3 separate regions of the Homo sapiens genome follow, and all the other regions are linked to region 1. Evidence: chromatin contacts called from ENCODE Hi-C or POLR2A ChIA-PET data. All regions are on one chromosome and are shown on one strand. The core of a region is the stretch at or near the end of the contact, and the rest is flanking DNA. Distances in the headings are between cores, read along the strand shown. Region 1 holds the start of APOBEC3B (apolipoprotein B mRNA editing enzyme catalytic subunit 3B). Region 2 has its middle 13 kb from the start of RPL3. Region 3 has its middle 22 kb from the start of PDGFB.

The links. A loop is a pair of places that touch in the nucleus more often than their neighbours do. ChIA-PET counts read pairs that join two places held with the same protein, here RNA polymerase II (POLR2A). Pooled maps may share reads with other maps.
Region 2: a loop to region 1 is called in a pooled map, with 4 times the contacts of the local background. The contact joins the enhancer-like site here to the promoter of APOBEC3B in region 1. A Hi-C loop is called at or near these places in 2 of 50 pooled maps. POLR2A ChIA-PET finds 5 or more read pairs at or near these places in 7 of 52 experiments (AG04450, Caco-2, OCI-LY7 and 4 more).
Region 3: a map with no recorded cell type shows a loop between it and region 1 (6-fold over the local background). The contact joins the enhancer-like site here to the promoter of APOBEC3B in region 1. A Hi-C loop is called at or near these places in 8 of 37 single-sample maps with no recorded cell type and 6 of 50 pooled maps. POLR2A ChIA-PET finds 5 or more read pairs at or near these places in 1 of 52 experiments (H1).

Annotation. Positions count from the first base shown.
Region 1 is chr22:38,981,010-38,985,489 of GRCh38, forward strand. APOBEC3B (apolipoprotein B mRNA editing enzyme catalytic subunit 3B) reads left to right here and starts at 1,338. Exons shown (of 8, transcript NM_004900.5): 1 at 1,338-1,461; 2 at 3,066-3,222. The coding sequence starts at 1,445. RefSeq lists a silencer at 1,472-1,521 and enhancers at 3,720-4,480, 3,962-4,251.
Region 2 is chr22:39,330,304-39,334,783 of GRCh38, forward strand. No RefSeq gene overlaps it. Among named protein-coding and RNA genes, the nearest start is that of RPL3, 13 kb to the left of the region's middle. Within about 2 kb of position 2,533, at least 6 of the 41 ENCODE cell types and tissues checked have a DNase peak (open chromatin) inside an H3K27ac peak, as active enhancers do.
Region 3 is chr22:39,264,983-39,269,462 of GRCh38, forward strand. No RefSeq gene overlaps it. Among named protein-coding and RNA genes, the nearest start is that of PDGFB, 22 kb to the left of the region's middle. RefSeq lists enhancers at 1,559-1,638, 1,819-2,088, 3,857-4,389. Within about 2 kb of position 1,797, at least 7 of the 41 ENCODE cell types and tissues checked have a DNase peak (open chromatin) inside an H3K27ac peak, as active enhancers do.

The DNA.
Region 1 (4,480 bases), core at 88-2,587:
TTCTTTTACAAAGTATGTTTCTGATAAACGGAACTGTTTATTTTCCACCGATGGTCTTATCCTTTGTCCATCTCTTTCTGACGGCAACAGAAAACTTCACCTTCCAGAGGAGCGCCTCTGCCTGGCTGTCCCACCGTCTGGGAAGTAAGGAGCGCCTCTGCCCAGCCCCCGCACCGTCTGGGAAGTGAGGAGCGCCTCTGGACGGCCCCCGCACCGTCTGGGAAGTGAGGAGCGCTTCTGGACGGCTCCCAGCAACCCCCCAGGTGTGAAGTGACAGCCCTGTGTGTGATCTTTCTGCCCTCCCCAAGTTTGCATTTTCGACAATAAAATTTACTTTTAAATTAAAAGATTTATACTGGGGAAGATTTAAAAAAAAAAAAAGAAAGAAAAGAAAACTCACCTTCCAAAAACAACCACTGGGAGTCCGCTTTGTGCAGAGGTTGGACAAGCTTCTGTGCAGGTAGGGGCGCTGCTGCTCCCCCTACCACCCACGCATCCTCCTCCCTGTCTGCATTCCCGTCGTCGTAGCCAGAGGAGTTCAGAGCCTCTACAGAGAGCACAACTTCTCCAGCTGGAACAAACTCCCCTTAAAGGAATCTATTTAGGAAGATTATTTCAATGTACATTCATTCCTCCAAAATATGCTTAGATGGACTTAAATAATCAGAAAGCTGTGTGTGTATGTGTTTCCCGTTTTCTTGGCCCACAAAGAACCCCTTGAGAGGTCCCTGGGCAGTGAGCCTGTTTATAGACACCCTTCTCCCTTCCTTGGTGTCGCAGACATCGCAGTCCCTCTGAGGGGCTGACCTGCCCCCCACCTTCTGGAAGCTGGGAGGTTGGAAGAGGGGACGCATGCCATGGACCCAGCACACAGCTGGGAACTCGAGGCACACCTAAGCCTTCCCTTGTGCTGTGCGGAGTCCACACTTCCTTCCCCACTGGAGTCTCAAAACCTCCCCTCACTCAACAGGGTGGTGCTGCTCAAAGCTCTGGGCACACATTAGGGCTGGGGAGGGGGTGGTGGAGAGGGGGCTCCAGCCTGCCCAACCACCAGGCAACGGGGCACCTGCCCCTCTCTCAGCTGGGTCTGGACCCGCCTCCCAGGCTCAGGCTGCAATGCCTTTCTCTTTCTCTTTGCAATTCCGTTGGGTCCTGCCCAGGACAGATAAAGACAGAGCAGCCTGTCTTTATTGGAGGTTCCTCTGCCAGCGGGAAGGGTCCGGGGAAAACCAGAGCCAGAGCCAGAGCCAGAGAAACATGAAGCACCCCGGGGCCTCCCACACCAATGCCTGAGCAGGAATGGGGAGGGGCCATGACTCATAAGGCCCTGGGAGGTCACTTTAAGGAGGGCTGTCCAACTGCAAGGACGCTGTAAGCAGGAAGTGAAACCACAGAGCTTCAAAAAAAGAGCGGGACAGGGACAAGCGTATCTAAGAGGCTGAACATGAATCCACAGATCAGGTACCGCTGCCCACTCTGCCTGCTGGGCCCCTCCTGCCCCTTCCTGCCTGGTGGTCCTGCTGGGCCTCAACCCTGGCCTCCCCCCGCCCCTGCCCCAGCCCTGGGCTCCCTCCCCTCTGGCTCCCCTGCCACACGAATCCCAGTCAGGCTCTTTGTCCTGCTGTGTGGTCACCCCACTGCTGCTTCTGAATGGGCTGCCTCCCCTACCTGCACCAGCCCAGGCCCCGTGCTGAGACTCTCCCTTAAAGTCATGCCCGGACTGGTGCTCCCCGCCCTGGGAGGGTGCTCCCTCTGTGTGCTTCCTGCCACTCCTGAGCTCAGAAACTGGGAGAATTGAACCAAAGGGTAATTGGAGCAATCAGGCATTTTTGTTCTCAGTGTTTTGATGAAATTTCTGTAAGAATTACTTTGCTTAAATACAAAGTCTTAGGAGAGGGTGCGGGGGTAGGAATGGTCTCTGAAGCACATGATAAATCGTGTCATCCAAGGATGACTCCATGGTGAGCAGATGTCCCCAGACAGGTTCCACTCCAAGGTCACTCTTCATCTTTTAGAACATGACCAGTGGTTGAGCGTGGTGGCTCACACTTGTAATCCCAACACTTTGGGAGGCCAAGGCGGGCGGATCATGAGGTCGGGAGTTTGAGACCAACCTGGCCCATATGGTGAAACCCCGTCTCTACTAAAAAACATACAAAAATTAGCCAGGCATGGTGGCGCATCTCTAGTCCCAGATACTCAGGAGGTTTAGGCAGGAGAATTGCTTGAACCTGGGAGGTGGAGGTTGCAGTGAGCTGAGATCATGCCACTGCACTCCAGCCTGGGCGACAGAGTGAGACTTCATCAAAAAAAAAAAGAAAGAACATGATCAGTAACATGGAATGTGAGAATGTGGGAAAAAAGTGCAATGATGAGGAGAAATGCTCTGATTTTAAAATTTAGTGAAAAGAGAGCCCAGTCCCCAACAGCTTTCTCCTACAGGATCCGTGATGCAGAGGCTGGACAGGGCTGGCCTGGAAAGGGGCCCCTGCTCCATCCGTCCCCAGCTCTGTGGCCTCGGCAGGTTACCCCGCCTCTCTGTGCCTCTGGCATCTCCTCTGTAAGATGGGAATGGCCCCTGCAGGCCTAGGGTAGCCTCACGTGAGCTCACACCCGCTCAGCACTTAGAAGAGTGGCCTGGGCCTCAGAATTCAGTTCTACCATGATTTTAAAATAATGTTAACACGCAGAGTGAAACATCAGGAAGGAATTGAGCTGAAAGGTTAAAAGCTATTTTTTAGGGGTGAAGGGTTTTATTCTCTTTTGCATTCTCCTAATGGGTTGGGGAGTGGGTTGGCAGAAATACTAGGAGGGTGGGGAATGTACCCCTGGAAAGGCCAGAGTTGGACCCGAGCTGGGAGAGATCACCCCAGCCCGCCTGCCAGCATCCCCTCCTCTTCCTCTCCCCTCAGTCTTCCTGCCTGGGAAGGCAGCAGAAATTCTCAGGGCTGTGGAGGGGTCGGGGAGGCCCAGGGCCATCCTGGGAGCTGTGTTCAGTGGACATGAGCCCCGAGGACTCCCGGGAGGGCTCCCTGCATGGGCCGGTTTCTCTCTTGTGCCTTCAGAAATCCGATGGAGCGGATGTATCGAGACACATTCTACGACAACTTTGAAAACGAACCCATCCTCTATGGTCGGAGCTACACTTGGCTGTGCTATGAAGTGAAAATAAAGAGGGGCCGCTCAAATCTCCTTTGGGACACAGGGGTCTTTCGAGGCCAGGTACCACCCAAACTTCAATCGAATCACAGGCAGTGTTGCAGGAATTAGAGGACTGGAGAGACTGATATGGGTGAGACAGGAGGATTTATTTAGGTGCACTGGTTCAGCAGACTCACATCCAAAAAGGCTGAGCCCTTAACAAAGACAGACTGAGGTATTTATAAGCAAACTTACAGAAGCAGAACAAAGGCGATTAATCAAACAGTGACAGGTCACATAATCTATAGCATAACAGATGACTTAGCATAACTTGGGGCCTTCTATAGCTGGTGGCCTTGCAGCTACATCAAAAGGAAAACAGGAACTGGCTAAATACAGACATTTGTAAAATATAGTTATAATGGTTCTGGAAAGGAGAGACAGTAAAGGAATTTGTCTTTTTTTTAAAAAATTTTTTTAAAATTTTCTTCAACCTTGCCCTGGAGGGGTGTGGGGGTGGTGTCTGGAGCCCATTCCTTTGGCCTTGACTTTTCAGGCAGTGTTATAACTGTCGTTGGAGTGAGCTGGCTAGGCAGAGGAAAACTTGTTCTTCTTTTCTTTTTAACCCTTGCTACAGTAGGACCTAAGCAGCTGGAAATGCAGAAAACACAACAATAAGTAAAATGCCCAGCACTGGGCTCTCAATTGTGTATTTTTCCCACATTTCTTTTTTCTCTTTTTTTCCTTTTTTTTTTTTTTTTTTTTTTCCGAGATGGAGTCTCGCTCTGGCACCCAGGTTGGAGTGCAATTGCACAATCTTGGCTCACTACAACCTCCACCTCTCAGGTTCAAGTGATTCTTCGGCCTTAGCCTCCCGAATAGCTGGGATTACAGAAGGCTGCCACCACGCCCAGTTAATTTTTTCTATTTTTAGTTGAGACTGGGTTTCACCATGTTGGCCAGGCTGGGGAATTCCTGACCTCAGGTGAGTCACCTGCCTTGGCCTCCCAAAGTGCTGGGGTTACAAGCATGAGTCACCGCACCTGGCCACTTCCCACAGTTCTGTTTTTTTGTTTTGTTTTGTTTTGGTTTTTTTTTAAGACTGAGTTTCACTCTTTGTTGCCTGGGCTGGAGTGCAATGACTCACTCTCAACTTCCACCTGCCAGGTTCAAGTGATTCTCCTGCCTCAGCCTGTGAGCTGAACAGTCACATGAGGGTGAAGGTTGTTGCCACAAGCTCAGGGGATGCTCCAGACAGAGTGGCCTGGGATGTCGAGTCACAGCTGCTCCATGCCACGGGGACAAGAGGAAGCAGGAGTTTAGTCTGACACACTGCCCT
Region 2 (4,480 bases), core at 1,283-3,782, 350 kb after region 1:
AAATAAATAAATAAATAAATAAATAAATAAAATAAAAATAAAATGTCAGTTGTGGCCAGGTGCGGTGGCTCACGCCTGTAATCCTACCACTTTGGGAGCCTGAGGTGGGTGGATCACCTGAGGTCAGGAGTTCGAGATCAGCCTGGCCAACATGGTGAAACCCTGTCTTTATTAAAAATGCAAAAATTAGCTGGGTGTGGTGGTGGGCACCTGTAATCCCAGCTACTCGGGAGGCTAAGGCAGGGGAATCATTTGAACCCAGGAGGCAGAGGTTGCAGTGAACCGAGATTGTGCCACTGAACTCCAGCCTGGGCAACAAGAGTGAAACTCCATCTCAAAAATAAAATAATAAAATAAAATAAAATAGTCAGTCATCTCCATAGTAATCTTTAAAATCATTAGGATTTCAACCAGAATCCCAAGGGATTTGGGCAAGAGGTGGGGGGATGGGGTGACTCATACATTGATTCTAAAATGTATGTGGAAGGCCAGGCATAGTGGCTCATGCCTGTAATCTCAACACTTTAGGAGGCTGAGGTGGGAGGATCACTTGAGCCCAGAAGTTTGAGACCAGCCTGAGGAACATAGCAAGACCTCATCTCTATTTTTTAAAAATTAGCTGGTCATGGTGCTACATACCTGTAGTCTCAGCTACTCAGGAGGCTGAGGAGAGAGGATCACTTGAGCCCAGGAGTTCAAGGCTGCAGTGAGCCAAGATGGCACCACTGCACTCTAGCCTAAGGCAGAGCAAGACCCTGTCTCAAAAAAAAAAAAGATATGTCCACCTACAACCTGCGAATGGGGGTGGCTGAAATATGAGAATCGCTCAAACCTGGGAAGTAGAGGTTGCAGTGAGCTGAGATCGTGCCACTGCACTCCAGCCTAGGTGACAGAGCGAGACTGTCTTAAAACAAACAAACAAACAAACAAGAGTTCAGTGGAGGAAGGAACTGCAGATGGAGGAACATGCCGAGACCCAGCTCAATGTCCCTCTAGGCCCCTAGTACTGGTGGATTTTAATCAGTGGAATAAAGCGATTTAATCTGTGGTGTAAGAGCCCCCTAGCTGCCGGGTGGAGAACAGATTCAGGGTAGCTGGGATTCTCCATGCTGGCCAGCTTGGTCTCGAACTCCTGACCTCAAGTGATCCACCCGCCTCGGCCTCCCAAAGTGCTGGGATTACACGTGCCTGTAGTCCCAGCTACTTGGGAGGCTGAAGCAGGAGAATTGCTTGAACCCGGGAGACAGAGGTTGCAGCGAGCCAAGATTGCATCATTGCACTGCAGACTGGGGGACAGAGCCAGATTCCATCTCAAAAACAAAAGAAAAAAAAAAGAAAACCACATTCATCACCATCAGAGCTCGTGGGTATCCAGGTGTATTGTCAACGAGCAGTAATATTTTGAAAGAAAAACAGATGTGCTGTCATCCAGGCTTTGGTGTTCCGCTTACAGAGCACAGGCAGAGTAGACGTAGCATAATTCTTAAGGGCCTTCAGATTTTCAGAATTATCAATGAGCAGTTGGCTTCAACTTAAACTCACCAGCTATACCAACTCCTGACAAGAGAGTTAGCCTGTCATTTGAAACTTTGAAGCCAGGAATTGATTTCTCCTCTCTAGCTATGAAAGACTTCCTGGCATTTTCTTTTGATATAAAGCTGTTTCATCTACATTGAAACTCTACTGTTTAATGTAGCCACCTTCATCAACGATCTTAACTAGAACTGGATAACTTGCTGTGGCTTCTCCATGAGCACCTGCTGCTTCACCTTGCACTTTTATGTTATGGAGACAGTTTCTTTCCTTAAACTTCATGAACCAACTTCTGCTAGCTTCTGCTTTTCTTCTGCAGCTTCCTCATCTCTCTCAGCCTTCATAGAATTAAAGAGAGCTAGGGTCTAGGGCCTTGCGCTGGGTTAGTCTTTGTCTTTTTTTTTTTTTTGAGACAGAGTCTCGCTCTGTCACCCAGGCTGGAGTGCAATGACTCGCTACAACCTCTGCCTCCCGGGTTCAAGCAATTCTCCTGCCTCAGCCTCCCGAGTAGCTGGGATTACAGGCACCTACCACTACACCTGGCTAATTTTTTGTATTTTTAGTAGAGATGGGGTTTTGCCATGTTGGCCAGGCTGGTCTCAAACTCCTGACCTCAGGTGATCCTCCCGTCTCGGCCTCCCAAAGTGCTGGGATTAGAGGTGTGAGCCACCACGCCTGGCCTAGTCTTTGGTTTAAGAGAATGTTGTGGCTGGTTTGATCTTCTATCCAGACCCAACTTTCTCCATATCAGCAATAAGCCTGTTTCACTTTCTTATCATTCATGTACTCATTAGAGTGGCACTTTTAATTTCCTTTGAAAGCTTTTCCTTTGCATTCACAACTTGGCTAACTGCATAGTGGAAGAGGCCTAGTTTTCAGCGTATCTCAGTTTTTGACATGCCTTCCTCATTAAGCCTAATCATTTCCAGCTTTTGATTTAAAGCAAGAGACATGTGACACTTCCTTTCACTTGAACACTGAGAGGCCATTGTAGGGTTATTAACTGGCCTAAATCCAGCCTGTCTCGGCTGTTGGCATGCCTTCCTCACTAAGCTTAATCATTGCTAGTTTTTGATTGAAACTGAGAGACAGGACTCTTCCTTTCACTTGAACACTTAGAGGCCATTGAGCAGTTATCAGCTGGCCTAATTTCAGTACTGTTGTATCTCAAAAAATAGGGCTGCCCTAGAGAGGGAAAGAGACAGAGAAATGGTGAGTCAATAGAAGAGTCAGAACACACACATTTATCAATTAAATTCACCATCTCGGGCCGGGGGCAGTGGCTCACGCCTGTAATCCCAGGACTTTGGGAGGCCGAGGTGGGGGGATCACGAGGTGAGGAGATCGAGACCATCCTGGCTAACACGGTGAAACCCCGTCTCTACTAAAAATACAAAAAAATTAGCCGGGCGTGGTGGTGGGCACCTGTAGTCCCAGCTACTCAGGAGGCTGAGGCAGGAGAATGGCATGAACCCGGGGGGCAGAGCTTGCAGTGAGCCGAGATCGTGCCACTGCACTCCAGCCTGGGTGACAGAGTGAGACTCTGTCTCAAAAAAAAAAAAAAAAAGATGGCCTGAGACTCCTTCCACGTATTTACCTTTTAGAATTCTGATGGGCCATGTTTCTTTTTCTTCCTTTTTTTTTTTTTGAGACAGAGTCTTGTTCCATCTCCCAAGTTGTAGTACAGTGGCATGATCTCAGCTCACTGAAACCTCTGCCTCTCCCCAGTTCAAGAGATTCTCCAGCCTCAGCCTCCTGAATAGCTGGGATTACAGGCGCACGCCACCACACCCAGCTAATTTTTGTAATTTTTTAGTAGAGAAGGGGTTTCGCCATGTTGGCCAGGCTGGTCTTGAACTCCTGACCTCAGGTGATCTGCCTTCCTCGACCTCCCAAAGTGATGAGATTACAGGCGTGAGCCGCTGCACCCAGCCCCATGTTTCTAATCCACCCAGAACCTCCTGCTATGTTGTTGCTATCATCTGAATGTTTGTGTTCCCCAAAATTCATATATTGAAACCTAATCACCAGTGTGATGGTGTTGTGGTAAACTGAGGAACGGAGAGACTGATATGAGAGTACAGGAGGATTTTTTTTTTTTTTTTTTGAGATGGAGTCTCGCTCTGTCACTAGGCTGGAGTGCAGTGGCGCGATCTTGGCTCACTGCAACCTCTGCCTCCCGGGTTCAAGCAATTCTCCTGCCTCAGCCTCCCGAGTAGCTGGGACTACAGGCGAGCGCCACCACACCCGGCTAATTTTTTGTATTTTTAGTAGAGACGGGGTTTCACCGTGTTAGCCAGGATGGTCTTGATCTGAGTACAGGAGGATTGTTTATTTCAGGTACGCACCAGCTCAGTGGACTCACATCCAAAAAGCTGAGCCTAGAACAAAGACAGAGCGGGGTTTTTATAAGCTGGCTTACAAAAGTAAAACAAAAGCAGCTAATCATATGATAGGTCACATAATCTATAGCATAGCATAATTTATGGTCTTACATAGCCGGTGGCTTTGTAGCTGCATTGAAAGAAAAACAAGAACTGGCTAAATACAGACATTTGTAAAACATAATCATGCTTAAGAAACCAGGGAAAGGAGTAACAGTAAAATAATTTGTCTTTCTCTCTTTTTTTTCCTTCAACTTTGCTCTGGAGGGGAGGTGTCTGGAGCCCACTCCTTTGGCCTTGACTTCTCAAACAGTGTTATCATATAACTGTCCTTGAAGTGAGCTTGCTGTACTTTCCTTTGCTAGACAGAGGAAAACTTGTTATTTTCCTTTTAACCCTTGCCTTGCCTGTTACTTTTCTTAGAGTGAATGAATGCATATTTATTTTTAAATTTCTGCCTCAGTGGTATTGTTATGGGAAAGGGGTCCAGATCCAGGCCCCAAGAGAGGGTTCTTGGATCTTGCGCAAGAAAGAATTCAGGGTGAGTCCATAGAGTAAGGTGA
Region 3 (4,480 bases), core at 547-3,046, 280 kb after region 1:
CTTGCTCGTCTCTGTACCCCAGGGCCTGGTACAGGGCTTGGCACAAGGATAGACTGGTGATAAATGGAAAGCTATTCAGGTCCAATTGACACATTCTCCACTGGCCTGCTTGCCTGGCCCGTGCTGGGCATAGAAGCCAGGACTCTGACAGATGGCTCCACTCACGTTCATGGGCAAAGAACCCATTCCCAAGTCCAGGGTCCTGGAGTGTGCCTGGGCTCTGCACTAATCTGCGACGTGACCGTGGAAAGCCACCGGTCTCTGCTGGGCTTCTCCTTATCGCCAGAGCAGCAGCTGGAAGAGTCTATGCGTGAGTCACGGTGTGGGCCTGATCCAGACAGCCTGGGTTTGAATCCTGCCTGCCACTTGCTGCTGTGTGACCTTGGGTGAGTTTCTTAACTTCTCTGAGCCTCTGTTTCCCCATCAGTAAATGCTGAAGAGAATCAGTGCCTGTCTCACAGAATCGTTCTGAAGGTTCCTGGCGCTGGTTCTGTGGAAAGCTGGGCCTGTAGAAAGCACAGAAAGTGCATGCACCATGATTAGGCTTTGAGCTGCGTCTACAGGGACGTGATGTGCTTGTCGCACACATCTACTACATGTGTCAGAGTGGGAGCCTGGGAGTGCTCAGGACTGAGTCCTTTCTGAGGTTCCTCATGGCACCAAGGACAAGGGTAGCCAGAAACTCCCCGGGCCCCATCACAGCTCCCTGCTCGCGCGGGCTGGGGATGTGTGTGCACACCACACGGACGGGCGTCCGGTCCATCACAGGCACTCTCTTCCTGGACACACCACCTGCTCCGAGGCAGCCTCCATCCTCCCCCACCACTAGACACTCCGAGCAGTGGAATACCATTGAGGAGGTCCAGGGAAACAAGGTGATCCCATCATGGTGAACTGAGTTTCCATAGACCCACACACACATACCCTTACACACATACATACTCCCCTAGGGAAGGGTGGCTGGAAATAAGGTAACAGGACACATATGAAGGTTCTGGGAGGCTGGGCACAGTGGCTCACACCTGTAATCCCAGCACTTTGGGAGGCCGAGGCGGGTGGATCATGAGGTCAAGAGATCAAGACCATCCTGGCCAACATCATGAAACCCCATCTCTAATAAAATACAAAAATTAGCAGGGCGTGATGGCACGCGCCTGTAGTCCCAGCTACTCGGGAGGCTGAGGCAGGAGAATCGCTTGAACCCGGGAGGCAGAGGTTGCAATGAGCCGAGATTGTGCCACTGCACTCCAGCCTGGAGTAACAAGAGTGAAACTCCGTCTCAAGAAAAAAAAAAAAAAAAGTTTCTGGGGACCACAGCCGGTAAGGGGCTCACTCTCAGACTCCTGGGTTCCTGCCCCTTAGGGCCTGGGGGAGAAGGCCTCGTTTAAACAGAGAGTTTATTCATCTTAGTGATCTCTGTGTCCAAAGCCCATTGCACAGGGGAAGCTGAGGCCCAGGAAGCCTGAGTGACTCGTCTAAGATCACACAGCAGTATGGGAAGAGCCAGCCCTAGAACCCAGGACTCTGACTTCCTGGCCATGCCCCTCCCACACAGAGTGATGCGTGTCTAGAGATCACCCCAGTTCTACTTTCCAAAATGAGTCAGGAACATCTGTACCTCTGGGACTAAAAATACTCCCAGGGACACCCCAGTAAGAACGCTGACATCTTTCCGGGTGTCTGAAAACAGAACTGGCCTTCCTAAGAACTAACAACGATACTGTTTTCAGCCACGTTCCCTTCCTGTTCTTGCTACACGCTCTGTCAAATAGGTGGCCAGAGGCCCGGGTGCAGATGCAGTGGCTCACGTCAGTAATCCCAGCACTCTGGGAGGCTGGTGGGCGGATCACTTGAGGCCAGGAGTTTAAAGACCAGCTTGGGCAACATGGTGAAACCCTGTCTCTACTAAAAATACAAAAAATTAGCCGGGTGTGGTGGCACAAACCTGTAGTTCCAGCTACTCAGGAGGCTGAGGTGGGAGGATCACCTGAGCCGGGAAGTCAAGAGTGCAGTGAGCCATGATGGCATGCCACTGCACACCAGTCTGGGCAACAGGAATGAGACCCTTTCTCCAAAAGAAAAAAGAAAAGTAGGTGACCAGGCCCCATCTGACAGGATGTGCCACTGAGGCCTAAAGGGATCTGCCCAGGATCACACAGGCAGCCCCTGACACCTGGCTGCCACCTCCAAGCCTAGAACCTTCCCTGATGCCAACTCCCTCTCAGAGACTCGAGGGCAGAGCACAGACAGCATCCACCCCATCCCCACCCCGAATTCCTTTGATTTTTTTTTTTCATTTTTAATGTCTTGGCCGGGCACAGTGGCTCATGCCTGTAATCCCAGCACTTTGGGAGGCCGAGGTGGGCGGATCACAAGGTCAGGAGTTCGAGACCAGTCTGGCCAATATGGTGAAACCCTGTCTCTACTAAAAATGCAAAAAAAAAATAGTCAGGAGTGGTGGCGGACGCCTGTAGTCCCAGCTACTCGGGAGGCTGAGGCAGGAGAATCACTTGAACCTATGAGGCGGAGGTTGCAGTGAGCCAAGATCATGCCACTGCACTCCAGCCTGGGCGACAGAGCAAGACTCCGTCAAAAAAAAATCATTTTTAATATCTTTACCATAAAAGCAACAATACATGTTCATTTATGAAAATCTAAAAATTGCAGAAAAGTCAAAATAAGGAAGAAAAATCACCACCCACAGCCCCACCACCCAGAGACAATCATTGTTAAGGTTTGATGTATTTCCTTCCATAGTTTTTTGTTTGAGGACTTTAAAAAAAAAATGGGGCTGAGGTCATACTGTATATTAAAAGAAAAAAAAAAGGTGGTATCCTGCCTTTTTGACCTGCCATTATATCATGGCCACTTTTCTAGTTCTTTCACTCTCTGTAATCTCGTTTCTTTTTCCTCTTCTCTGAACCTCATTTTTATTGGCTGCCTAATATTTTGTCAAACCATATTCCATGGTTTATTTTGCCATTCCCTCATTGTTGGAAATCTCAGTTATTTCCAGTTTTTCGAAGCTATAAATAATATATTTCGATTAATATCTTTCTACAGATAGCTTTCCTTTTTCCATATTTAGGGGTTGCTCCTTGGCTGGCATGGAATTCCTGGGTCAGCAAGCCATGTGTGATATGCTTCTGACTCAACCCAGTTGCTTTTCTAAGGACCTGAGCCATGCCTGGTCTACAGAGGAGCAGAGAAGCCCCAGGAGGTGACATACACTGCTCATGGCCACTCAGCCGGTTAGCCATGCCCACGCTCCTTCCTCTGTCTCTCGCCTATCTCTGTCATCATGCTTCCATCTAATCATTTTCATTCATTCATTCGATTCAACAGAGAAGGTGAACCCACTGTGTGCCAGGCGCAGGTCCGGGCTCCAGAGACCCGGCAATGGACAGTCAAAGCCTGTGCCCTCCAGGCGTTTCTACCACAAGGCATGATGGGAAGAAGGGTATATCCTCACCCACCTCCGCATTTGGTTATATGCAATGTGAGGTGTTCGTTTGCATGGCTTCTCATTTGCATCCCACCTGGGGACAGGTGGGCCGGCAGAGGGTGACATCTATCAGCTCTAAGGGCAGGGTCCTGGTTTTCCTCAGCCCCAAACTGTTTTCTAACATTTGGCCTTCCCTTAAAACTTGGGAGATTTCACAAGAGTCTGGATTTCTGACTTCTTCTGAACACTCTGTAGGCCTGGCCACACTGGGCCCAGGTCCCAGAGGGCCCCCAGGGATTGGAGCTCAGTCGTGGCACCCCCTCTGCCCAGGCCCGACCTGGCTACCTTGACACACACCACACTGAGCTTCTTGGCCGTCCTTTCTGCACACATTCATTGGGTCCTGGCCATTCCTGACTCGGCTGGAGGGATGTTAATGATTGTAATCCAGAGACAAGTCACAAGAAGATGAAGTCACTTGGCTGAGGTGACAGAGCTACAAGGGACAGGGGCAGGATTTGAACCAGAGCGACTCGGATCCTGAGTCCAGGCTTTTGGCCACGCCTGCCTGACAGTCCAGTGGGAAAACTGTCAGGTCCTGGGAGACCCTGGCAGGGGGACAGACTGCCCCACCGCAGCCAGGGGCAGCTCAGAGGGTCCCCAGGGCAGCAGAGGTCTAAGACCACTGTGGACATGGGCCTGAGAGCCAGAGCTCAAAAGTCAGGTTGGAGGTTTCCTATTTGAGGAGAGCCTCCCTCTGCCCAGAACACCCTCTCCTCCTGCCTTTACCTGCTTCATGCTTACTCTTGCTCAGCTGAGACGCCACCTCCTCCAGGGAGCCCTCCCTGACCCCAGGGAGGGTTTACAGCTAGCTTCAGAGCTCCGGTCCAGCCCAGAGGGAGGTGTGGCCCTGACTGGATGGGAGAGACTAGAGCACCAGCACCAGTGACTTACACATTCCCAAGTTTCCACTGCCTCCCACGGGAGACCCCCCGCTCGCACTCCAAACCCCAGCCACCTCCCACCCCCTCAGCT